Regions from separate parts of the Mus musculus genome. Here regions 1 and 3 are each linked to region 2. A link is a loop called in an ENCODE intact Hi-C map of the cell type or tissue named here. Cell type or tissue: left cerebral cortex. All regions are shown on one strand. Links, peaks and the distances in the headings refer to the core of each region. The heading gives the core; the rest is flanking DNA.

Region 1 (8,058 bases), core at 1,765-6,764, 84 kb before region 2:
CCAATGGGATGTGGACCACCACAAGGGTTCTATGGATGGGACCTGGGTCCACTAGAAGAGCAACCAGCGCTGTCAACTGCTATGCCATCTCTCCAGCCCAATCATAGCTTCTTAAATTATGTGTGTTGTGACCACATATGTGGGGCTGCAAAAATTTTGGCAACGGTAAAGTTTTCGAATGTCTAGTAACACACTCAAACCTAAAGAATCGGAGGTATTTCTGGCGGTGCTCACTCATGGTACTTCAGATGATGTCACTGCCACCTTGGATCTGAACACATGGCACTAGCGCTTTGCACTGTGAAGGCTGACACTCTATGCAGCAAACACCACCCAGAACATTTTGGTTCAGATATGCTGTGAATTGCGTTGTTTTTCAGCAAATAGACAACATCTATGCTGTTACAGAAACAATGGTTTACTCTCAAAAACAAATATTTAATATTTTCCTTCCATAATTTCTCAACATATGAGCATCACATTAGTGTATGTTTGGATTGTCGTAAGCTAGAATGTTGTACCGTGTTTTATTTTTTGTGTGGTGTATGTACATGCTGTGTGCATGTGTGTGGAAGTCAGAGGTTGATGCTGAGTATCTTCCTATATCACGCTGTACCTTGTGTTTTGAAATACCATGTCTCACTGGACCTGGAGTTCTCTGATTGGCTAAGTTGACCAGACAGTCGCTCCAGGGGCCTCCTGTCTCTGCCTCCTGTGTTGGGGCTACAGATTCTCAACACGGTACCCAGCTTTTACATGGTTGCTGGGATCTGAGCTCAGTTCCTCGTTACTCATCTCTGGGAGCACCAACATGCTTCACTGCTTCCCCAGAGCACTGACGTCTGCTCTGGAGGTGAGAATATCCCCGAACTGAAGCAGGTGGTGAATTCTGACTTCAGGGATAGCTCAACAAATATGGAGGCCTAGGTACCCGAGGAATTAACTGCTGGACCTGAGATTGTCTCTTTTCTCTGCTACTCATGTGACATCAGGGGATAAATCTTGAAGGGACTCAAGACCTGGTCTTGAGCATGGTGGTGAGCATGACTCTGGTAGTCCTTGTCGTTCTCCCCATTCCCTCTGTCTTGCTAGAAACCATTAGATTACACTCCTAAAGCTAGCCCTCAAGGTCTATTCCCTTATTTGGCCACTTCCTCCTCCAGAGGCTGACTACCAAGGTCTAGCTATCTAAGTATTGAAGTCCAGCAATCAAAAGCCCCCTTTGGCTCACCTAATTAACATGCACAATTAAAATTAAACACTTCATCCTAACACAGGGTTTCCCCTTGTACCTCTATAAATGGCCATTTTCCTATGTGTCACATCTGTCTCCTCTCTATCCAGAGGCAGTCCTTTGTCCTCTGGGACAAATACCTGGCCCCCTTTCCCTTGTTCCCTTCCCCTCCTCCCCCCTCCTCTATCTCTTGTGTTTTTCTATTCTGTGCCCTCTGTCTCTCTGAGGCAAACACATCTCCTTGGTTCTGAGAACATGGTCTTGGGATCCTGAGGTGAAACTTTTCCTAATAGTTTTCACTTCCAGGAGCCCCCATTTCAAGGAAGGACAACAAAATCCAGTCTCATGGGATGCTGATGAGTGTCTGCTGCAGTTTCAAAGAGAAACGGCACCAAACAGCTCATGTATTGGAATATGTGGTACCCATTGCCATTGGTGCTGTTTGGGAAGGTTACGGAACCTTCAGGAGGGGAAGCCAGCCTTGCCGGGGGAAGTACATTATCCAGGGAGGACTGTGAGGTTTATAACCTGACCCGCTTCCTATTCTCTCTCTCTCTCTCTCTCTCTCTCTCTCTCTCTCTTTCTCTCTCTCTCTCTCTCTCTCTTCCCCCTCTCTGAATGTGTGTTTGTGTGTGTCTGTGAGTGTGTGTTTATGTGTGTGTGAGTGTGTGAGTGTATGTGTGCTTCATGAGTGTGGATGAAATGCGGCCGCTCTGTTTGATGCCAGGCCATCGTCATGCTCCTGTTGCCAAACCTCCCCAGCTATGATGGACACTCTCCTCTCTGGAACCATGAGCCAATCAAACACTTTCTTTTTCAAGTTGCTTTTTGTCATGTCACTTTATTCCAGCAACAGTGACGTACCTGGTATGAGTAAGAGAGGAAGGAAGAGTCTCCAAAGTTAAACAGGTCATTGCTGGCTTCAGGAGGCTGAGAAGGAGCCAAGGCCATGGTGAGTGACAGCCTTGAGGGTCTGGAAGGTGGGGAGACCCAGCTGCACAAGACCCCAATGGGAATGACCTACACATACCACTCTGGGATCTGGGACTGCAAAGAGCCAGCCTGCCTCCATCTTAGGCTTAAAAGCCATCTTATAGTAAAGACAAACTAGGCTCCTTCCTGTTTATGAATAAACCACCGTTTCTTTAGGATTGGGCTATGCCCTACCTGTAACCTTAACTACAAATGATTCTGTACTGCCTGTTACAGGAATGCTAATCATGCCTTCATTTCAAAAAGTTATTTATAATCATCTTGCAAACCTTTGTTTCAAAATGTTATGTGACCACCTATGACTACCTTGATATGAGCATGACTACCATGCTACGTCCACCTTGCAACCATGTCTTTGTCTCAGAAGGAATTGGCTGGCAATGCATGTGTTCTGCTCTCACAACCCCACCTATTGTGCCCACCAAATCCTGTATTTAGAAACCTCCTACTCCTGAGCTATAAAAGCCCCGTCTTCCTCACATCCAGTGCTGACCTCTCAACCTCACCTTAGGGTGAGGCAGCCCATGTACACAAATAAAAAAGCTTGCTTTATATGGAGCAGAGGATGGCCTAGTCGGTCATCATTGGGAAGAGAGGCCCCTTAGTCTTGCAAACTTTATATGCCCCAGTACAGGGGAACTGCCAGGGCCAAGAAGTAGGAGTGAGTGGGTAGGGGAGCAGGGTGGGGGGAGGGTATAGGTAATTTTCGGGATAGCATTTGAAATGTAAATAAAGAAAATATCTAATTTTTTAAAAAGCTTGCTTTAGTTAGTTGCTTGCTTGAATTAATTTGGCCGTGATGACTTGGGTTGGTGGTCTTTTTCCTCTCCTCTTTGGGATTAACAAGTCCACTAATTTCTGATTTCTGACACCCAGAACTATCAGGTAAGGAGTTTTTGCACGACGGGAGCCTACTTTGTCACCTTTTCAAAGCACGCAGGTTTGCAGTGCTACCATAGTGTGTTTCTCCCAGCATCTGCCTAGGATCTTATCTTGTGAGATGTGCAAGTTACAGCTGTCGGGGTGGGTCAAACACCTCTGGTCCAGGTCCTGCTATGTGGCACATCCTTGGTGAGAATGCACAGCAGCCTCAAGGCTGAAGGCCACACATTCTAGTCCCAGTTAGCTGGAGGGCACACAGGGCCTCCTGTTGTCCCCTTAGAATTCATGTGACCACACCTGCCATCCCACTAGTTTCTACTATGATTCTACTTGGCACCCTTCCAGAGAGTTTACATTTACGCTTATGATCTCCTTTGTACAACTTTCTTTGTGAGATGAGAGAGATGCAAGTGATTTTGTATTTCTTTCTGTGGATGTGAGATGTTTCTCCACCACTGGTTAGAAAGACAAACCTTTGGTACATGGAGTGAACCCCTACTGCAGACACAGAGACCCCTGCCTTCTGGACAGATCCTTCCTGTGGTGTCATGAGCATGCCCATTAGTCTTCTCTGCATTTTGTAATACTGAGTCTGCTAGGAGTTTTATTACATTGAGGCCCAGCCTTGGTCTTATGGCAAGAATACTTTATATAGATGAGGTAAGTTTCCCAAACTGTTCCTTGTGAACACCCATAATTTGCTGGCTCATCCACTAGAGGTGGAGAGAGCAAGGAGCTATTTTTGCTTATTAGAGGGGCAGCAGTGTTGTAGCTATGTACAAAGAGCCACAGTTTTAGAGAGGCTTGCTGACTCTTAGGGACCTGAGGAGAAATAGGGAGGAGGGAGATGGGACAGGCAAAGAAAGCATTTCAGGGTCACCATAGTGATCCATGTACTTGAAGGATTTCATAGTTTTGCTTCTGTTGCTGTGATAAAGATATTAGACACAAAGCCACTTAAAGAAAATGGGTTTAGCCAAGCAACAGGGGCTCACAGTTAAGGGTGGAGAGTGAATGCATGCATTCATGCATGCTTGCTGGCTGGCTTGCTTGCTTGTGCTCTGCTCCATTTTTCTACTCTTATACATCTCAAGACCCCTTGCCTAGGGAATGGTGCCACCCATAGTGGGTCTTCCATCTCAATTAATTTAATTAAGACAATCTCTGCAGAGTGATTCCATGCAGATGATTCCTCCCTGGGACTCTTTCCAGATGATTATAAGTTGTGCTGAGTCAACAATTAAAGCTGGCCATCATAGAGAACCAATGAGGAGGTCCTCATTGGTCCTCTGGTGGGGACAACGGGGATAAGGCTTTGTCCAATTTGTAAACGCAAGTTTGGTTTGCACAAGAGCCTCTCCACAAAGATCTCTGATGAACTTGAGCATTTGGGTGCCTTTAGACGTCTTTATGCTTGTTCCTAGCACCATTGTCTGTTTCTCTTTCTCCACCATCCCTCTCTTTCCCTTTTCTACTTTTAGCTTGTTCTTCAATTTTGAACAGTCCATGTAACAGCCTGTTCTCTGCATGCCACCAGAGGGCGCTGCGACCTAGACAGTCGCTGTTCTTGGTGCTGAAATCTTGGCCACTCGTGGAGAGCCTTAGAAATCCATCAGCACTTGAGGCCTTCATCCTTTTCTCTCCCTTTGAAAACACATGCTTAAGCACAATAGATATACAATCTTACATTATCAAGCATCTCCGACTTTTGAACTACAGAGGTATGAAGGGACACTGAAATGCTTAGTGACAGGCACCTTGGGAGTTTTGGCTGGAACCTGCATTCACCAGCTCTGTAGCTCTAGACTAGTTACAGTATTACTCTGAGTCTTGATTTTATAATCTGTAAGGTGGGCCCCCTTACTTTTTTGTTTTTCATTATGTGTGTGGGTCTGTATGCAAGTATGTGCATTCGGATGCTGGGCAACTGGTCTTCCAGAAGATCAGCTTGTGCTCTTAACCTCTGAGCCATCTCTCCAGCTCCAAGATAACCACTTTTAAGCCATTCTTGTGACCCTCACTGAGGGGGTGTAGCATGGGGTAATCACTCTGTTCAGTCATTTATGGTCCTGTGACCATGGCTGGTGTGTACTGAGCATGTCCTTTGTGTTAAGAGTCTTTCAGGGATATTCTCTCATGTGTGTGACATCAGGAGAGGTGATGCCTGCTAATCCTGTCACCTCTGACCTCCCACTGACTGTAAGTGAAGTAGGACCACTCTCTTGATCTCTGCTTCTGCATGGATAGGCCTAGCAGGATTTGCAAAGGTGGGGCTGCACAGCTCTGACTACTGTGGCCTGTGAACTTACCTGATGCTAAGTCAGCAACAGCAGCTATCATCTTCCACAGGGACCTAATTTTTTAGCCACCAGCTGAATCTGTGCTGCTGAGACTCCAGTCTCTACCCCTTTAGTCTTCTGAGACAACCTCTAACTATTGTGTTCTGCAGTGGTCAGCAGTGGCTGTGTGTCCAGTCACTTGGATTTGACTTCTTTACCTTATTGGATATGGTGATCTCCAGATGGAAACACGCCAGGAATCGTTGTGTTCTGCTGCAGTAGAAGAAACTTGGGCTCTCAAGATTGAGTTAACTGTTGCAGCAGCCCTGGCTGGCCCACAATAGAAAGTTCAGTTTCCACCAGAGAAACCAGGAGCATGAGGTGCAGAGCCTGGTCTGGAATCATCGAGTGAGCATTCACCTGGGAAGAGATTCAGGGCCCCCGTCCTCCCCACAGCCTCTCTTACGAATGCTTGCTCTCTGCTCTCATAAAAAGATAGGCCCAGGTTAAAGAATCCTGCCTGACTTTGTGAAGGTTTGGGACAGTGATTTTTCTTTTTAAAAATGGGTTAATTTTTACTTTATACTGGCTTTTTGCCTGCTGATGTGTCTGTGTGAGGGTGTCAGGTCCCCTGGAACTGGAATTGCAGATAATTGTGAGTTACCTTGCGGGTGCTGGGAATGGAACCCAGCTCCTCTATGAGAACAGCCAGTGCTCTTAACAACTGAACCATCTCTCCAGCTACTGTGCAGTAATTGTTTTAATTTAAATTTTATTGCATTATGGTGAAAAAAGATACATGATTTCAATTTATCTGAATTTGTTAACATTTAAAAACATATATTGAGTAAATAGACTTACATCACATTCTTCTTTCCCTTTTGTTCCCCAACTCCTCCCAGAGATCCCCTTTAAATACCTGCCATACCTTTTGTTTTTATCATATTCTTTAAAATTTATAAAATATTACAACAATAAAAATGAGCATTATAAAAGTTGTTTGATATAAAACAATCAATTGAACTGTCTTATGTAGATGCTTGTCTACAGCAATACTGAAAATACATACATTTTTCTCAATATAAATTTTAAATAACTCAAAATATATTAACTGTATGATATTTTGAGATAATATATCACTATTAGGTTTTTAATGAACATAAATAGATAAAGTCTTTTTGTTTGTTTTGTTTTTAGTAGAGCTTAAAATCTTGGCTCTTACTATGGTACAAACACAAAATAAGAACAGTTTTTGGACATTGGAGTTCATTGTAATAAGGCTCTACTGTTATTTTTCTTAATTGTATTTACATAGTTTTGTGTGTGTGTGTGTGTCTGCGTGTGTGTGTCTGTGTGTGTTCATGCACACACCCCAATATGCAGGTGGAGGTCAGAAGACAACTTGCTGCAGTCTGTTCTCTCCTTCCACCATGTGAGTGCCAGGAATCAAACTCAGGCCATCGGGCTTAGTGACAAGCACTTTACCCACCGAGCCATTTCATTAGCTCTGGGCAGTGATTTTTTAAACCATACTTTTAGTAATTCTTTGAGAATTTATACAATTAATTTTAACCATGTTTGCCTCCCCCAACTCCTCCCATAGCCACCCTCTCTGCCTTCCCCTCCCTATGCATCTAATGTTGAGCAAGCTCAAGCCAGATGGAAGTCCCAGTGTGGAGTATTGCTAGGAAGGTGAGCATGAAATCCCACCACTGGCTGAGGAGTCATTGGCGTTTATTTGATTGTTTCTGGGAGAGGGAGAGTCAGTTTTCTTTAATAACAAGACTCTGGGCAGGTCTGCCAAATGCCTTGATAGAGCTTTCTTAAATGACTTGTCAACAACCTCTCTAGAGACGGGGGACCACTACAGAAGGCAATGTGCCTGATGCTTTACCATCTATATTCTTTGATTGCCATGTTTGCCATGGTGCAAGTTGGCCCTGAAGGCCCATGTGGGGAGAGTCTCAAGTGAGATATTGCTTCTATCATTTTGGTTGGTGGGAGATTTTCTTGCTAATTGATGTGGGGAGAGTCTAGCCCGAGTCAGGGGATCCATCTTTAGGTAGATGGTATTATGCTGTATAGGATAAATATCTGGCCAATACAGAGGCAGAGAGCCAGTGAACAGCATTCCTCCATGGTGTTGGTTCAAACTCCTGCCATGAATTTCTGCCCTGGCATCCTTTGGTGATGAACTATGACCTGTAAGTCAAACAAGCCCTCTCCTATCCAAGCTGGGCTTTTTTCTTCCTCCACAGTGTCTTGTCATAGCAACAGAAAGAAAACTAGGACAGACAGCATGCGCCTGGCAGTGCGATTTCTTAGAGCTGAGGTCTGGGGTGTTACTCACACCTGAAGAGACAGACAGATGGATGGTAGGCTGGGCTGGGAGCCAAACTGGGCTGGGTCCCATCCCTGGCAGGGATAGAAGCCTGACTCTGAGATGCAGTCAGCTCATCTACAAGTGGGGTATCTGTCTCCACTTGGAAGGGATGCTGAGGGCTAGAAGAGACTCAATAGGGATTTGTGATGTGCTCTGCTTTCTGACAAGACATCCTTGTAATTATCCTCTTCACAGACCACAGAGTCAAGAGACACTCCCAGGTCCTGGGTTCTTGAGGACAGAGCTCTGGATGGTGTGTGTGTGTGGGGGGGGGGTGCTGGGACCAG
Region 2 (8,058 bases), core at 2,086-7,085:
CCTGTTGGATAAAGGGAAGCTAACTTTATGAGAGGAGATGAGAGGGTGGGAGCTGTATTCTCTAGGCAATGAGGATCCACAGATGACTTTAGGGAAGGTCAGAATAGCATGGCCATGGCCTGAACCAGAGCTGAGGCAGGAGAGGTGAGTGGAAGAGATGGGCTGGGTCTGCCAATGACGATCTCAGCATCCTGCTCAGAGTCTGCCCAGGGACTCAGCATCTAAGTGCCTGACCCATCCTGGACCAGACAGGCCTTGGGAAGGTCTGGTGGACACATTGATGGGATGAGACCTGATGGTACCAGCCTGTCATGGTTCCCATTTCCTGCCCAACAGCTGCAGCCTGAGAGGGAGTACAGGCCCCTGGGACCCCAGGTGCTGGGAGGCCTGAAGCCGGCCCCAGCCAGCCAGCCCCAGCCAGCCCCAGCCAGCCTCAGCCAGCCAGCCCCAGCCAGCCAGCCCCAGCCAGCCCCAGCCAGCCCCAGCCAGCCCCAGCCAGCCCCAGCCAGCCCCAGCTAGCCCCAGCCAGCCAGCATCCGATATCTGAGCTGTCAGTCCAAATCAATGTCAGGCAGCTTGCCCCTCCTCTCACACAGTGGAGGGTAGTGTCCTCATTCTGGATAACCATTGTCACCACTTTATAAATGGAGTAACTGACACTCTGAAGAAACCATACAACAGGGCCAAGTTAGACTCAAACCCAGGTCCTTAGCAGAACACCGCATCTTACATCATCGCTCTCTGTATGCCTGTTATTCATGTGTCTTTATCATGGTGGCCAGGTGGTTGGGTTTATACCTGGAATGATGGTGGTGGTGGTGATGATGATGATAATGATGTGATTGTCTTAGGGTTACTATTGCTGTGATGAAACACCTTGACCAGAAAGCAAGTTGGGGAGGAAAGGGCTTATTTAGCTTAAATTTCCACATCGTAGTCCATCACTGAAGGAAGTCAGGTCAGGAACTCAAGCAGGACTGGAACCTGGAGGCAGGAGCTGATGCAGAGCCCATGGAGGAGTGCTGCCCATGGCTTGGTCCCCATGGCTTGCTCAGCTTACTTTCTTATAAAACCCAGGACCACCAGCCTAGGGGTGACTCCACCCCCAATGGGCTGGGCCCTCCTCTATCAATCAGTAATTAAGATCTTATGGAGGCATTTTCTCAATTGAGACTGTCTCCTTTTGGGTAACTCTAACATGTGTCAAGCTGACATAAAACTAGCCAGTGCAGTGATGACGATGACAACGATGTACTTTGACAATGGTTTCTGGCTGCGCTATCCTGCCTCTGCCGTCTCGTTTAATCCTTGCGTGTATTATAACCATTTACGAGCCCGGGAAGCTGAGTATCAGAGACTGTAACTTGCCAAGGAACCTGCTAGGACCCCTCAAATCTCAGCCCACAGGGGAGAGTTGTCCCTCTACAGATTCCAGGCCCTATCGGGCCTACCAGATCTGGACAGACTCTAGAACCTTCATTAGTAGAGAAGCTGGGTTCCATGGGAGCCCTTCTGGAGCCTGAAGTTCAGAGAAGCAGGCAGAGAGTGGGGGTCCTCTCTCCATCTCCTTCAGCCTGATGTGTCTGGAGGCCAGAGACTGGTCCCAGGCCAGCTGGCCATCAGGCTAGAGAGAGAGCTGGGTGTCTTCCTTCTTTGAGCACCGTCCAGCCTGGCCTGGGCTCAACCACATGGTGCTGACCACAGGCAAATCCACAGCTGCCCGTCTGCCTTCCAGGCCCATCTGCTGTTGCTTCAGTCTGGCCAGCAGACATGCCATGGGGCGGGGAGCGAGGGGTTGGGTCTTCTGGCTGTGAACTGGCTCCCTCAGCAGCCCCAGCCCTGGTCAAGATATGGGAACTTTTAGAGGTGCACTCTGGGCTTCTATTCTGGGGCTTGAAGACCAAGGGTCTTAAAGCCATCTTGGTGGCATGGGGTGGGTATTTCAGCAGCTCTGCAAGGCAACTGGGTGCCAATGAGTGCAGTGTGCATGGCCCTCACAGACCTTACACATCGTGAGATGCTATTTATGTAGAGTGATAGTGGCCAGATCCCATAGGGACAGATGGGAAAGATGTGGATCTGTGGCTGCTGGGCTGGGGAAGACAGACTAGGATGCTCCCAGGGTCTGGAACTTCTTTCCTGGGGGGATAGAACTATGGGTTAGAAGGCACTGTTGGCTTCCCAGCACATGGAACCCCTAGAGGGCTAGGCACACTTTGAAAGGGTGAGCTTTGAATTAGCCATGTCATGCTCTAGCCTAGGAGATGTTGAACTCAGAGCAAGACTCTAAACGTGCTTCTAAACCTCTCCTGATGTCAGTGCTCCACCATGAGGGAGGGGCCCAGTGGGGAAGAGTCCAGGTTAGGGAACATGGGATGGAGGATGACTGCTCCCTAGCTGCAGGCACTTTGCCTGCTCTGGCCATTCTGGGATGGGGACACAGATGCCTCCTTCTGTTATGGATTCCTTTCCCGGTGGTCTACAGGATCCCCACAGATCTGACTAATAGAGTACTTGCTTGCGAGGCACAGCTATGTGTCCAGCGGCCAGTAGTGGCCTATGAGTTTCCCTGCTGTGTGCTGCCTCTGGTTCTCTCTGTCATGTTCCCTTGTCATCTGTGTAGCCACCACACACACACGATGGCCCTGGACTGCCTCTCTGCAATCCTGAGCCCCGGCTGACTCAGACCCCAGATCTTCTGGGGGCAGGCCTGGGCCTCTCGTGCCTAGGAAACACCTTTTGGAGCAACCTGAGGGCCCCTACTCCAGCATTTTCCTTTTCTAACCCCACGATTCTTGCCCCGACCTCTTTAAGGTGTCAGCTGGGCGGACCTGGTGCTTCCTCTATAGGCCCCAGGGTAGATATAGCCTGACCCCCTCCTAGCTCTGGTGTGGCTGGTAGACTGGGGTCTGCTTGCTGCTTCTCATCTTGTGGTCCTTTTCCCATGTGTGTGTGTGTGTGTGTGTGTGTGTGTGTGTGTGTGTGTGCGTGCGTGCCTGCAGCTTGACATCTTTATCTTGACCACCTACGAAAACCCTACTGTAGAGCAATCTCCTGCTCACGGGGCAGAGGTCCAAGCCTTTGTCCTCTTTTTAGGGCATGCAATCCAACCGTCTTTGCTCATCTTTGCCTGCGGTGTGCAACAGCTTGTCATTGCATGGCTACCAGAGGTAACACCTCTCACTTCCCAGGTGTTCACAGGTAGGCAGGCACACACACTGGGCTGGCTCAGGGTGGTAGCCAGTGGCCCTTGTCCATTGTCTCTGCTCACGTCCCCTGCATGCCTTCCAACTCTGCAGAAGAGCCTAGGGCTAGTGCCATTCCAGGTGTCTGCAGCCGCCCACACTGCACAGGCGCCCCTCCCACCACCCCTCCCGCTGAGGCTAAGTCTTGAGTGAGGAGGCTCGCCTGGATTGAGCTTTTCTGCTTTTTCTGACCCACAGGCTTCCTGGTGTTTCATTCTCCTCCAGAGACACAGAGAGTTTGGTTTTGCTTTCATTATTTAGTCATGGGTTTAGATCCTGCTGTTGTCACCATGGGAACTCCACTCCCATAAGGGTTCCTGGGCTAGATGAGCAGGGTCTCCCAGGACAAGTAGCTGGGCTTGATGGCAGACCCTGCTGCGCTTGATGGTGAAGACTAGAGGCAATGTGGACATAGACCACCAGGGAAGAAGAGCTTAGCCTTATAAGGAGCACACATTGGCCCTGAGCCCATGGCTAGAGGAAAGATAATTTTGCTGGTTTGGGGTAAGGCAGGCATGCCGGAAGCACTTCCTGAAGGAGGGGTTACTGGGGCAGGAGGTGTCTCAATTCTACTAGAAGAGGTGACTTTTTTCTGCAGAGGGGCTGGCTGCCCAATGACTTGGGTTGACATTGGTGGATGGTGACTCCTGGCTCTCTAAGGTAGCTCTGCCTCACAACCCCTACGACCTATGCCATAAAGACAGTAGATGTGACCTCCATGTAGCCCTTGATTGGAGAGCTTGGCAGGGCCCTGGCCTGGGTAGAAGGGTCTTGAGGGTGGAGATAGCTCTGCACTGGTTTCCAGAACAGGTCTAGAGGGGCCGAGTCAGACCCACGATCTATACTTTCGAGTGCCACTGTGCTTAGGCATAGCTGAAGGCTATGACTCTCTACCTAGCAGATTTGTTTTACCCTGGTTGGCTCTACTTTCCTGGTTCTTCCACTCCAGTTGCCTCTCCATCCTCTGTCCCCAGAAAGACCACACATCATAGACTTGCCACAGATGAGTGAGGAGCCAGGGCTCAGAATAGTTGTGATGCCACACAGCTGAGTGGCCTGAGCCGAGATCCTAACCCAAACTTCTAACTGGTCCAAGGAGAACTCCTCCCTTTGTCTGTGGAGGGAGCACTGTGGGGTGTCCTCCCGCCACCAACTGGAAGTCATCTCTCCCCCCAGGGGTCTTTTGTGACTCCAAGGAAGCAGTGGACATGAAAATGACATACAAATTGTAAATTGCCCACAGACATTAGTGTCTGTTACTGTGGTAACCGCCCAGCCTCAGTGGACCTCAATTGCTCTGGATAGTGAGGTTATGTTGGCATTTTAATTTAATTGCATTATTTTTCCCATCATAAAAATAACGAGTGTCATGTATACACCCAAACTCATCACATTGTCTACATTAAATATGCTGCTTTTGATGTATTGATTACATCCTAATAAAGTTATTAAAATCATGTTGCTGCATCACAGAAATTTCCTACAAAAGGAGAAGGGGAAATTTATTTCATCCATCCTGCATAAAGCATTGTTAACAGCTTTTATGTGAACAAAATTCCAACCCCCCACCTCAGCCTGTTTGCTTATTTAACAAGGCTGTGATCACTGGTCTATATAATTAAGACATTTTATATACAATTTTATATTCTGCTTCCCACTCCCCTTAGGGAGTTTTAAAGTGAAACTGCAAGAGCCAGTGTTTCATCTGGAAGCCCTGTACTATAGGTTTGAGGTCAGCCCTGAGCGCTCAGACATCCCTGGACCACATGATGGGATGGGCTCAGTAGCCAGGACAACTTAGCTTGTGTATAGCAGGCACTTGTCTGGTCCTCTCTATTTAAGCATAAAGGATACGGTATGTCCCTTTATCATCCTGTATCTATGTCCTGATTTCTTGCTACCACAGCTGGCATTTATTACAGCTCAGAGGCCCAGTGTGGGTCAGGGGCTCCCTCTGGAGGGCATGTGTTGGAGCTGGGGTTACAGCTCAATGCTGGCCTGTAATAGCCTGGGTCTTAAACCCAGAACTCCTCAAGAAAAGTATTTGATAAATAAAAGGTTTGTGTTGAGTAGATGCACATACTACACCAGACACAGGCACCAGTGTGGCTTTGAAGTACATATATAGCTACCAGATACAGATAAGGAACACAGCATACAGCCCAGGCCACGAGAAGGGGAACAGGCTGCCATGGAACGGGCGAAGATGCTGGTAAAAGGTTCAACAAGGCGGCCACACTAGTTCACCGAGCAGACTGCCCATGTCCAAGATGGGAAGAAAGTCTCCAGACTATGTTGTACTGATGTCAGGGGAGAGCACCCAGGCCCAAGGTCCAGGCTGGATGTTGACATTGATCAGCTGGGATGAGAAGACAATGGGTCAGGCATGGAGTGATAGCAGGGTAGCCTGGCAGGTATCCATCACTGGCAGATAGTTTGTTACACATCTGCAAAGGGTCTGTTTGGGCTTGTTGACTGGTGGCCTGCTGCAGGCTAGGCTTGGCTAGTGGCTCTGTGGCCCTTGCCTCTGTGAAGACTGGTGGACTAGCCTGGGCAGGTCTGTTTGCTGGCAAAAGCAGAGGCGACAGGGTAGAGCTGAGTGTATTCGTCCCTTGTTGGTCCTGCTTGAAGCTTGCCAGCTGTTGTCCCATAGGCCCAAGCAAATCCCAGGACCCTGCCCAGAGAGGTTTACCATCCAAGTCCGGGGCGTGTGAGTTCCAGGGAAGGGAGCAGGGGCAGGGGCAGGGAAGGTCTGGGGCCCTGGTGTGCACAGTTACAGACTGCTCTGAATGTGAAGTACAAAGCTGTTCAGAAGCCCTGGGCAGGAAGTGACGTGTCATGGTGTTAGCCGTAGTGTTGCTGGACTCTCCATATTGACTTCCTGCAGCCTGTGGGGCACAGTGATGCAGATGAGCGTTTAGGAGGGGGCTCAGGCCTTCCTTCGAAGGACAGTGTTAGCACTGGGCTTGAGTGTCATGGAGGTTGAGCCGAGGAATGGTTGTTGGGATAGGGAAAGGCTATCTGCTATTGCTAATACCCAGAGAAGGAAATCAGGTGTGGAGACTGCTGGCGGTTGAGGCATGAGGAGAGAGAACACGGTCTCTGGTGACTATCTAAAGAGTTGAATATAGTCAGTATAGTCAGAGAGGCCTGCTAGTGATCTACTGGGCCCATGGAGGACTGGTACCTCGATGGCCTGTTTGACAGATGCTCCCCTTATCATAGTCGGGGTCAAAGGTTTTGGTACTGACAGAGCCCAGGTCAGAAAGGTGAAGAAGCACCAGGAATCCCATTCACAGGGGTAGACCCTGCCCTGCCCTGCCCTGCCCTGCCCTGCCCTGCTGACAGTTGCTGCTTGGGCACATGGGTTGATGCTCTAGAACTTTCTGTGCTTCAGAATGTATTGGAAATATGCTTTGGCAGGACTACTTCCACGTTTTCAATATTAGGAATATGTTTAAATTTAAGATAAAAATCATTTTGGAATTCCGATAAATCCTGTGATAGGACAGCCTCAGGTTTAGGGCTGGTGAGCGCTGGCCTTGTCTAGAAGGAGAAGCTCTCCTGCCAGGCCCAGTGCCGTCCTTCCCATGTGTGGCCTGGCCCTGTGGCTGGCCACCTGAAATGTTCAGACCAGTCTTCACTGTGGCTCACAGAACCTGAGGAGATTGGGGGTGGCCTTCATTCCCAGATACTGAGACTGTAGGCTGGGTCTAGCCCTGTGGGCTCTCTCCAGACACCTGCCCACACAAATGAGTCAGACACTCCAGTGACTGGGGAGTCAACCCCATGAGCAAAGCCTCTAGGTGGTAAGTTGAGCTCAGCCATCTAGAGTATGGCTTGGGAGAAATCCCAGAGGCCTGTCTGGAGGTGAGACTCTAAGAGGGAGCTGGGAGTTCACACCAACCACTACCAGGCACTGTCCTGGCAAGGGAGTGGCTGGTTTTTAATTTCCTGCCATAGGTATAAGGAGTGGACATAGGGCCTGATTCAAGAAGGGAAGACAAGGCACATTCAGGTGGCTTGCAATGCCACCAACCTTCTGTCCCCAGTTTGCAGACAGTCTGCTAGCTGTTGTGGTCCCCAGCTTTGAACCCACTCTTCATCTGTCCCAGTACACTGGCTTCCCTGGCTTTATGCCCAGTCCTTAGTTTCCCCCAAAGGGGAACATTAGAGACTACAAGCCACTGTGTCTTGACCCTTGGTCCCTACTGTCCCCATGGACAATTGTCTTCCCTTGCCTCCCTTCCAAAGCTGCAACATCTTGACCTGTGGAAGGCCCTGATGGCATCCAGCCCTGTGGAATGGTGCCTCCCTCCCCTGATGCCCAACAGGCCTCAGGCCCTCAGCATGACCCCACCCTGTCCCCAGTTTGTCCCTGGGGACTGGAGCTCAGCCTAAGTGTCAGGTTTGTACCAGTGACCTTTGGAGCAAGGAGATCAAGCTTGCCTGTTGTTGTGTGAGGGACAGGGTGTAGGGAAGAGTCACACATTCCTGCAGGAGAGTAGGGACCCTCAGCATGCTCTGTACTCCTGCTCCAGGGGCCCCCAGGGTGTGGGGTCTGCAGAGCCTAGCAATGTACGGATATCACTGTGTGATGATACAGCCGGCTAACCGATGCCTTCTGTCTTGCTTCCTCAAGCTGACGTCATCTCCACTGTCGAGTTCAACCACACTGGGGAACTGCTCGCCACAGGTGACAAGGGTGGCCGGGTGGTTATCTTCCAGCGGGAACCAGAGGTATGTGTGTGGAGGATCTCGAGGGAGGGCAGGAAGAGGATGGGCAGATGGCTAGAGGCAGAGGTGGGGTGGG
Region 3 (8,058 bases), core at 1,765-6,764, 50 kb before region 2:
TGGGTGCTGGGAATTGAACCCAGGCCCTCCCGAAGAACAGCTAATGCTCTTAACTGAATATCCACTTCTTCAGACCGAATCTTTTCACTTCTTAAAGACTCTCTTTCTGATACTGTCCCTTGGTTTCAACAGGTGACTCAAGACGGACACTCACATTCAGGGAGAGTGGAATGAGGCAGGCCTGGAGAGGCTAGCTCTATCTCCCCTCCTGTCAGAGGGGCCAGTTACAGAAGAGAGGACATATCAAGTCTAATTGATTTATGATTGCCCACTGGGGACATATAACCTTTGTGCACATTGGTCACCTTGGATCACTATGACAAAATGCCATAGATTGGGTCCCTCAAGCAACAGAAATGTATATTTCTCACAGCTGGAGGGCATAGTCCAAGATCAAGTCCAAGATGGAAATTCTGTGAAGAGCGCTTTCTTCTTGGTTTGGAGGTAGCCTATGTCTCTCACCTAGTGCCCTGAGACCTAAAAGGCCATAGGTGAGAGGAGCTAAGCAAACTCTTCTGTCTTTTCTTGTAAAGCTACTATCCACATCACAGATCCTAACCCCTCCTGGAGGCCTGCCTCTGGGAACCAGGCCTCAGGATTAGGGACACAGCCTGGCCCTCTGGATGTCAGAAGGAACACAGGAAACACTCATTGATCAGTGACACACACACACACACACTGGACAGTTTCTTAGGAGGAGCCACTGGAGAGTTGTGGCAGTGACCGAGGAGGGAGGAAGAGAGGGCATCCGTGTGGATTCTCCTAGCATGGGCCATGTGGAGGCTGGAGCTCAAGGGGATGTGGAATGGAGGTTACTCTTAAATGTGGAGATGGAGGCTCAGATGGACCTTGGCAGGCACATCTCTAGCTTAGTGTCAGCTGTCTCTTCATCATCATGACCCATTGAAGCAAGGTCTGCCCTGCTATGGGGACATGTTTGCCCAGTAGGGGCACAGTGGCATTCATGGTGAAATGCAGGAAGGCAGAAGTCTGTGGAGAGAGTATGCGGGGCTCATGCTTCTTCCAGGGGCAGCGATGGACATGCACAGGAGTAAAAGAGAGGCAATGGGTTCCGTGCTGAGGGCTACAGGTGTTCGGTCAGACTGAGAGTCAGGGAGTGTTGTAGTGGACCATCCTTCAAGCTAAGCTCGCCCACCATCAGGAGGCCAGCTTGGCCTGCTCGCTCTCAAAGCATCATCCCTCCAGGGCTGCTTGACTGATGACTTTCCTCCTGGAATGAAGGGTGGGAGAGTTCTAGGACCCTCCCCCGTGTATCCAACTGCCACTCCCAATTGGCTATATTCAATTCTACTCCAGTTTTGTATGGCTTAAAGGGAAGGGGGCTTCTCAGGGAAAGGCTAGAGTATATAGGTAAGGTAGGACTAAGGAATGGGTCTCCACCATCTCTGCTGGGTGCAGACCTTCCAGTGTGGTTGCTTTAAGGTCATCCATACCCCTCACTCGTTGCTCGACGAGCAAGCCTAATACATGCAATGGTTCTCGGGTGAACGTTGGTGGACTCCAGCTTTTTGTCATTGGGTCCTTGTGGGGTAGGATGGGAATGTTGCCTAATCCCCCCAGGGCAAAAATTCTCCCAGCACTGAGCCAGTGCTGGTGAGCCCTGAGGAAAATAGGATATTGCAGGTGCAGAAGGGCTGATGACAGCTTGCAATCCATGGGATCTGGGATCCTCAGCACAGCTCAGAGCCACGACTGCGGCATTCGGTCACGGCAGGCTGTCTTCTGTGTGGTCCAGGGCATTCAGGCAAGTAAAGGTAGCCAGACAGACAAGAGCATGGATGTGGGTATCCCTTCAAGACCAGGGATGGGACACAGGGAGGGTGCTGCTCATCAGATAGTAAGAGGAGGAGAGGCTGCAGAGGGGCATGCTGGGTAAGGATGTGAGGTGGGTAAGCAGAGCAGGTGTTAGGAAGGGAGAACGTGCCAGGGCAGGGGGAGACCATGTAGTTGCCATTCACCTTCCCTTGGGGAGTGAGCTTGTTTGGGTGTTTTGTCCCTGAATCTAAACCCAGGTAGGGAAGTAGGTAATGGTGGCCTGCTCCGTGATAGAGAAGTCCAGGCTGGGGCAAGCTCCAGATCTCAGGGGGTTTAGCCTTCCTCTGCTCCCTCCCCAGACTCCCTGCAGGACTCTGGGGTTACTTGCTACTCCTTGCAGTCCTCAGTAGGCCTTTCTGTGGAATCAGCCCTAGCTCTGGAAGCCCTCATTCTCCAGCAGGAAACCAGAGTCCCTTTAACCCACCCTCTCCCTTCCAACATCCTCTGGACTGTACTGGGGAGGTGCCTGGGGCCCCCAAGGCTAGCTCTGAAGTGGGAGCAGCCTCGGTACCCCCTCTCCCCAAGCTGTGCCTAACGCCTTGAATTCTGGGCTACTCTCCCTGCTTACCTCATTGCCTAGCCTCTCCCAAAGGAGGCTGAAGCTGCACTCCTGTCGCTGCAGAACGTTCTGAGAACCCAGGAAGGTGGAGGATCAACACTCCCAAGGCCCATGCTCCAAACTCCTCAAGGTAGGAGTCAGTAGAAGGGGGTGGCTGCTTGGTTAAAGAGGTGAGCACACCCCGCTCCCGCTGCAGCTGCCCCGCCTCCCTCTGCCTGGCTCATGTGGGATGCTGGAAGTACCTGGATGAGTATGGGAGGAAGGGAGGAAAAGGGGGAGGAACAGAAGAAGGAAGCAAGGAGATATGTACTGAAAAGGAAGAAAAGGGAGGGGGAGCAAGGAAGTACTGAAAGGTGAGGGAGGGAAGGAAGAGGAAAAGGGAGAGGAAGAAAGGAGAACTAGAAGGGAGGAAGATGAGAGGCAGGGAGGAAGCCCTTCCTTGGCAGAGAGGCTCTAAGGAGCAAACACAGCCAAACAGCCTCTGTGCTCCCATACAGGTGCCTGAATAGAAACGTGGACAGGACAGAGGGTAACTCACCCCCAGACGAATTATCCAGCTCTGCCTTATGGGGTGCTGACCTTCTGTCCCCAAAGGCGTTCTGGGTGGGGCGCCCTCCCTCTGCCCCCGCAATTGTCAGAAAAACCCCGTCTTTTCCTTAATAAAGGGCCGCGATATCCTCGCGCTCCCGACACCCCTAAGTCTCTCCTCCAACCGCCTTGTCCCTTATTGCAACACCTGGCCACCAAGGTGGCCTCAACTCTAGATAGGTGTCCCTGGTTCCGGAGGTGACCGCTGTGGCGGGGCTCGGCTCATCAGCTCCACCTGCGCGGTGGCTGCACGGCCGGGGGCGGAGAGGCGTGCAGCGGAGGGAGGGGCCTGCGACACGGCCCCGCCACGGCGCAGCCCGGCTCAGCGCCGCGCGCGTCCCCTCGCCGCCGCCACCGCCAGGCGCCCGGACGCAGCGCGAACGGAGCGGCCGGGATGCGCGCCCGAGCCCCGGCCCGCCCCACGCTGCGGCCGCCGCCTGCCCGCCTTACGCTCGCCTGAGCGCGGCGCCCGCCCGCCCATCCCCGACCACCCGACCGCGATGCCCGCCCTCCCGGGCCCCGGCGGCCCGAGACCCTGCTAGGCTGCGGCGGCATGGCCCGCGCGCCCGGCGCGACCTCTGTGGATTGCATCGGTGTGCGGCGGCGGGGCATGCCCAGGGCACCGGGCGCGGCCTTCAATGGGCGAGGACACGGACACGCGGAAAATTAACCACAGCTTCCTGCGGGACCACAGCTATGTGACAGAAGGTAACGTACGTGTTGTCTGAGACCCCCTCCGGCCGGCCGCGGCGTGGGGATGCCGTCGCACCGAATGCCCTCCGAAGGTTTGGACCGCGCGCTGTGTGTCGTGTCCCCCCCCACCCCCACCCCGACCCCGGGCCGGGAGGGAGGGAACCCGGGGGCTTCGGCCGCTGCCCAGCGCCCTCCTCCGTGCTGCCCTCGGGACCGCATCTGTCCTTCCCCCGCCGGGTGGCATTGGATCGGGCCCTGACTATCATTTACAAAGCCCAAGGCTGCAGCAGATCTGGCGTGGAAATCTCCAGGACCTGGAAAGGCTTAAAAATCCTTCATTTGCCCTTTCAGCGGGGCCAAAGCTCGCAGAAATTTCTAGATTGCCCACTCCCTGGAGAGGGACCCAGGAGGGAAAAATTCCATTGCCAGATCCTCTAGGGTTCAGCTGCCCTGGCACCTCCCTGGCCTCCTGAGGCAGTTCCCCTGCGTGGGAGGGGGAAGGAGGCTCGTAGGAGCTACTGTTTTATTCCTAGGTAGTGCTACTCAGACAGGAGCTGGGCCAGACCTTCATGGTTTTCCGGAAAAGTGGGGCATCCTACCTCAAACAGGTTCTGCGTTTAAAACCCCCTAAGTTGGCCCTGTGCGTCAGCCCCCACCAAAGGCTGGTGGGATTCAGAGGATCAGTGTCCTTTGCTAATGTGACGGTAACTTCCGGAGTCCCCAGGCCCTGACTGGCCACAGGAACGGTGGGGACAGCTCCAGAGCTCAGCCAGGGGCCGCAGAAGTGAATAGGCTGCAGTGAGGGAGTACCAGACCTAGCCACAGTAGCCCGCCTGCACACGGGTGCTGGTGAGCTTCCCGGGCAGCGTAGGCGCCTCTTTCCCGGGGCTGTGGGCCTAGTTGGGAGGGTGTCCATGGTTTAAGCAGGTGGCTGACCCGGTGGGAGGGGCCCTGGCGCTGAGTCCCGGGGGCTGGCGCGCGTGGGTGCCTGCTCCAAGGATCCTGCGTGGGCATGGCCTCCCCAGTGCCGAGCTCCGCCGGAAATGAGGCGGGCGCGGCGACTCCCGGCGGGCGCGCGGACCCCGGAGGCAGAGGCTAGGTGTGCGACCCGGGCGTGCGGATGCTGATGCTGAGAGCTGGGCTCCGCGCGCCGAGGAGAACCGCTGAGTCACGCGTTGCCGCGGGGTGTGCGGGGAGAGGGGGCAGGGCTGCCAGGCCCGGACTGGGTGGCGGCGCTGCCCTAACGGGGCTTTGGGAGGCTCCTGGCGCAGAACTCAGCCCTTTGTCGCCCGCTAGGTGATGCGGAGGAGGGTCGCGCTTCGTGAAGATGATTATCTGCTCACAGCCTGCCTAACCGAGAAAGCAGCCTGCGTGGCTGGTCCGCAGATGGGCTTCTTGGCAGGGAGTCGTGTGCAGGGCTAGTGTTGCTCTGGCTTTCCTGGGGAAAGCCTCAGTTTCCTCATCTGCACACTGGGAACGATCCAGCGGGCCTCAGAGCTTTTGTGTACCAATCACAAAACGCATGGTGCCCACCACACGGGGACAGCGCAAAGTATTGCTCCCATCCGGTATCCTACTTCCTCTTCTTTAATAAACCCACCTCAGCAAGGTTCGCTGGAGGACGTACCTTCATGGTTCCGTGGCCGCTACTGCCATCCGCTGAACTTTCGGATTCCAACGCTCGAGTTGGATGGAGGTCCCTTGCCCTATTCATCCTGTGTTATAGCAACGAGCCCTGTGACCTGTGGGAAAGCCTGTTTTCATATGCCTCAGTTTTCCTATTTGTACAATGGGAGTAAACAAACTCTGAGAAATCAAGGAAGGGCCACCTTCGATCTGTAGAGGTGATTGAAATGTGTTGAGCACCTACTGTGCCCTAGCGTTTCACATAGGGCCTGGTGGAAAAGTCTCACCATGAGCCCTGGGCAGTGAGCAGTGTGTGTAGGACCCATGACTCAGATACCCCTACCATTCAGGGATGTAGAAGAGTAACGTTATAGAGTGAAACTCCCAAAGAATCTAACTGGAAGGAGGTAGGAATTTTGATCTCCCTAAATGAAGCCCCCCGCCCCGCCCCTGCTCCTTCCTCCCCTCCCTTCATACTATAGCATCCTGACAGATTTTCATCCTGACTTCAAGGTCACAGATTTGTCACCTGGTCTACAGAATTGTGTTCAGGTTCTGCTTACGGCTTTGGACTTGCTCAGCCTCCCTAGATGAGTCACTGGGCTCCATTTGGCTTCTCTGTAACTCACAGTGGCCTCTAGCTCAGGATTGTTGAGATGACCATGGCCCCTGAGAGTGTAAAATGCTCACAGACAGGGTGGGGTTTCCTGGAGGCATTTGGTAAATGTCACCATCGCCGTTGAGTCCTAGATACTTGTTTTTTGCAAGAGACGGAGGTGTATGTCTTCCCATCCCCCCTGGAGGTGGGCTCCTTGCTTACTCGTACGCTCTAGCTTTGCCTTTTACTGCTGTTCCTTAAGCTAGCCATTTTCTTCTTGGCACTGGGCATTTCACTGGCTCTCTCTTCTCTCCAAGACACCCTGTCATTTCGGAAGACCAGCTCCTACAAAGACTCTTGAATTCCCAGTCCAGTGACATCTTATCTCCTCAGAGCAGTTCGAGTTCTGTTCACACTGTGGTGGTTTGAATGAGAGCAGCCCCAGAGGCTCCTCTGTTTGAATGCTTAGCAACCCAGAGTGGAACTGTATAGGAGGACTGGAAGGATTAGGAGGTGTGGCCTTGTTGGAGGAAGTGTGTCACTGGGGGTAGGCTCTGGGGTTTCAGAAGCCTGTGCCAGACTCAGTCTCCATCTCTCTGCCTGCAGATGAGGATGTAGAAGTCTCAGTTATTTCTCCAGCACCATGGCTGCCATGTTTGCTGTCATGCTTCCTGCCACCCAGTATTGGACTAAGCAAGCCTTTGAAACTGAGCTTTCTTCTATAAGAGTTGCCGTGGTCATGGTGTCTCCTCACAGCAATAGAGCAGTGACTAAGTCAGTAAGAGGTTGGTACCAGGGAGCAAGTATTGCAGTGACAGGCTTCACCATGTGGTTTGGGGGGAAATGGAAGACTCTGGGACTTTGCACTAGAAAAGTGGTTGAACACTTTAAGCAGGGCCTAATTGGAATATGGAAGTATGGAAGACAATGCTGAGGGCAATTTGAACTGTGGGGGCCCACCCAGCTCAAGAGGTTTCAAAGTGGAAGAATACCATTAGTAAGTGGCTTAGAGACCATTCTTGTGATATTTTGGCAAAGAATGTAGCTGCTTTTTGCTCATGTCCTAAAAGTCTGCCTGAAGCTAAATTGAAGTAGGTTTTTTTTTTGTTTGTTTTTGTTGTTGTTTTTTTTTATTCATGGTGTTAGCAGAGGAAATTGCAAGACAGCCTAGTATTGACTCCGTTGTGTGGTTATTGGTAATCACTCTTACGCAGATCTATCATGAAAAGGAGAAAGCTGGAACAAAATGTACAGTTAGAAGAGAAAGGAGCACCAGGAAGTGTAATGGAGCTGAGTCCAGGGCTCCAGGAGATAAAAAATTAAAGTCTCATGTTAAATGGATAAAAGGGAGTGGTGACTTCAGGGCGAGACCCACCCAGCCAAGACTGCAACCTGTGAAAAGGAATTAAAGGAAAGCTTAAGCTCAGAAGGAATCCGTCTACAAAGGAAAGCTGACGCAGATGTGATTGAAGAAGGAGAGCAAGTTCCAGCCCCATCAAACTGCAGAACGTGGGCACTTCGGCCACTGGCTCTGGCTTTAGAGTCAAGGATATAAGGAAAGGGTTGTAGGGTGTCCCTCCGTGGCCAAGGAAAGCTACTGAGGCCAGGCATGTATCAGGATTGTCACTGGGTGGAGGCCCAGAAAGGCCATTATATGACGCTGTGAATATGAAGCCTAGATTGCCTTGGAAACCCCAAGATGTTGGGGATGCCAGGGCCATGGGATGCCTGCTGAGGAGAGCTGCCCAAGAGAGAAGTGTGTGGCAGTCCACAGAGCTGGAGAGAGCTGAAGTTCTGGCACTGCATGTGGAGATGCAGAGTCAGGGGTCGGCACTTTTGATTTTCTGGCTTGCTTTGGTCTAGCATGTCTTCATTATGCCATCTTTCCTCCATTTGGAATGCATGATCTGCCCACCTAGAGACACTTCCCTCTATTGTACCAGCATGTGTCTCAGCTCTTTTGCTACCCTAAGGTGTGCCTGTTGCCCAGAGATGTAAGAAGAGGGCATTGGATCCTCTGGAACTGGAGTTACACATGGTTCTCATGGCTCTGGAAATTGAACCCAGGTCCTCTGGAAGAACTGCAAGTACTCTTAACTGATGAGCTGTTGCTCCAGACCCATAGTTATTTCTTTTGGGGGAAATAGGAGCTTCCCTT

The links. Hi-C counts contacts between places; a loop is a spot of excess contacts. Peaks named below come from ENCODE experiments on the same cell type or tissue, not always from the same donor. Only the 100,000 strongest peaks of a DNase experiment are listed, where the experiment ranks them.
Region 1: a loop joins it to region 2, with 6 times the contacts of the local background. A loop is called at or near these places in 16 of 42 quality-filtered maps.
Region 3: it touches region 2 in a loop (2.3-fold over the local background); 4 of 42 quality-filtered maps call a loop at or near these places.

What each region holds. Positions count from the first base shown.
Region 1 is chr5:36,831,475-36,839,532 of GRCm38, forward strand. No RefSeq gene overlaps it. Among named protein-coding and RNA genes, the nearest start is that of Man2b2, 4.9 kb to the left of the region's middle. In left cerebral cortex, for the core only: a CTCF peak has its summit at 4,644 (motif pointing right); a DNase peak (open chromatin) is centred at 4,667; H3K27ac peaks cover 361 bases.
Region 2 is chr5:36,915,081-36,923,138 of GRCm38, forward strand. Ppp2r2c (protein phosphatase 2, regulatory subunit B, gamma) reads left to right here. Exons shown (of 9, transcript NM_172994.3): 2 at 7,888-7,985. Among named protein-coding and RNA genes, the nearest start is that of Gm52813, 21 kb to the right of the region's middle. In left cerebral cortex, for the core only: a CTCF peak has its summit at 5,208 (motif pointing left); DNase peaks (open chromatin) are centred at 3,308, 5,190 and 7,009; H3K27ac peaks cover 1,742 bases.
Region 3 is chr5:36,865,200-36,873,257 of GRCm38, forward strand. It overlaps Ppp2r2c (protein phosphatase 2, regulatory subunit B, gamma), which reads left to right and starts at 3,311. Exons shown (of 9, transcript NM_172994.3): 1 at 3,311-3,691. The coding sequence starts at 3,622. Gm52812 (a long non-coding RNA gene) reads right to left here and starts at 2,654. Exons shown (of 2, transcript XR_003955898.1): 1 at 2,405-2,654; 2 at 1-1,231. In left cerebral cortex, for the core only: no CTCF peak of the experiment used is centred there; DNase peaks (open chromatin) are centred at 2,549, 3,269, 3,666, 4,234 and 3 more places; H3K4me3 peaks cover 4,015 bases; H3K27ac peaks cover 3,631 bases.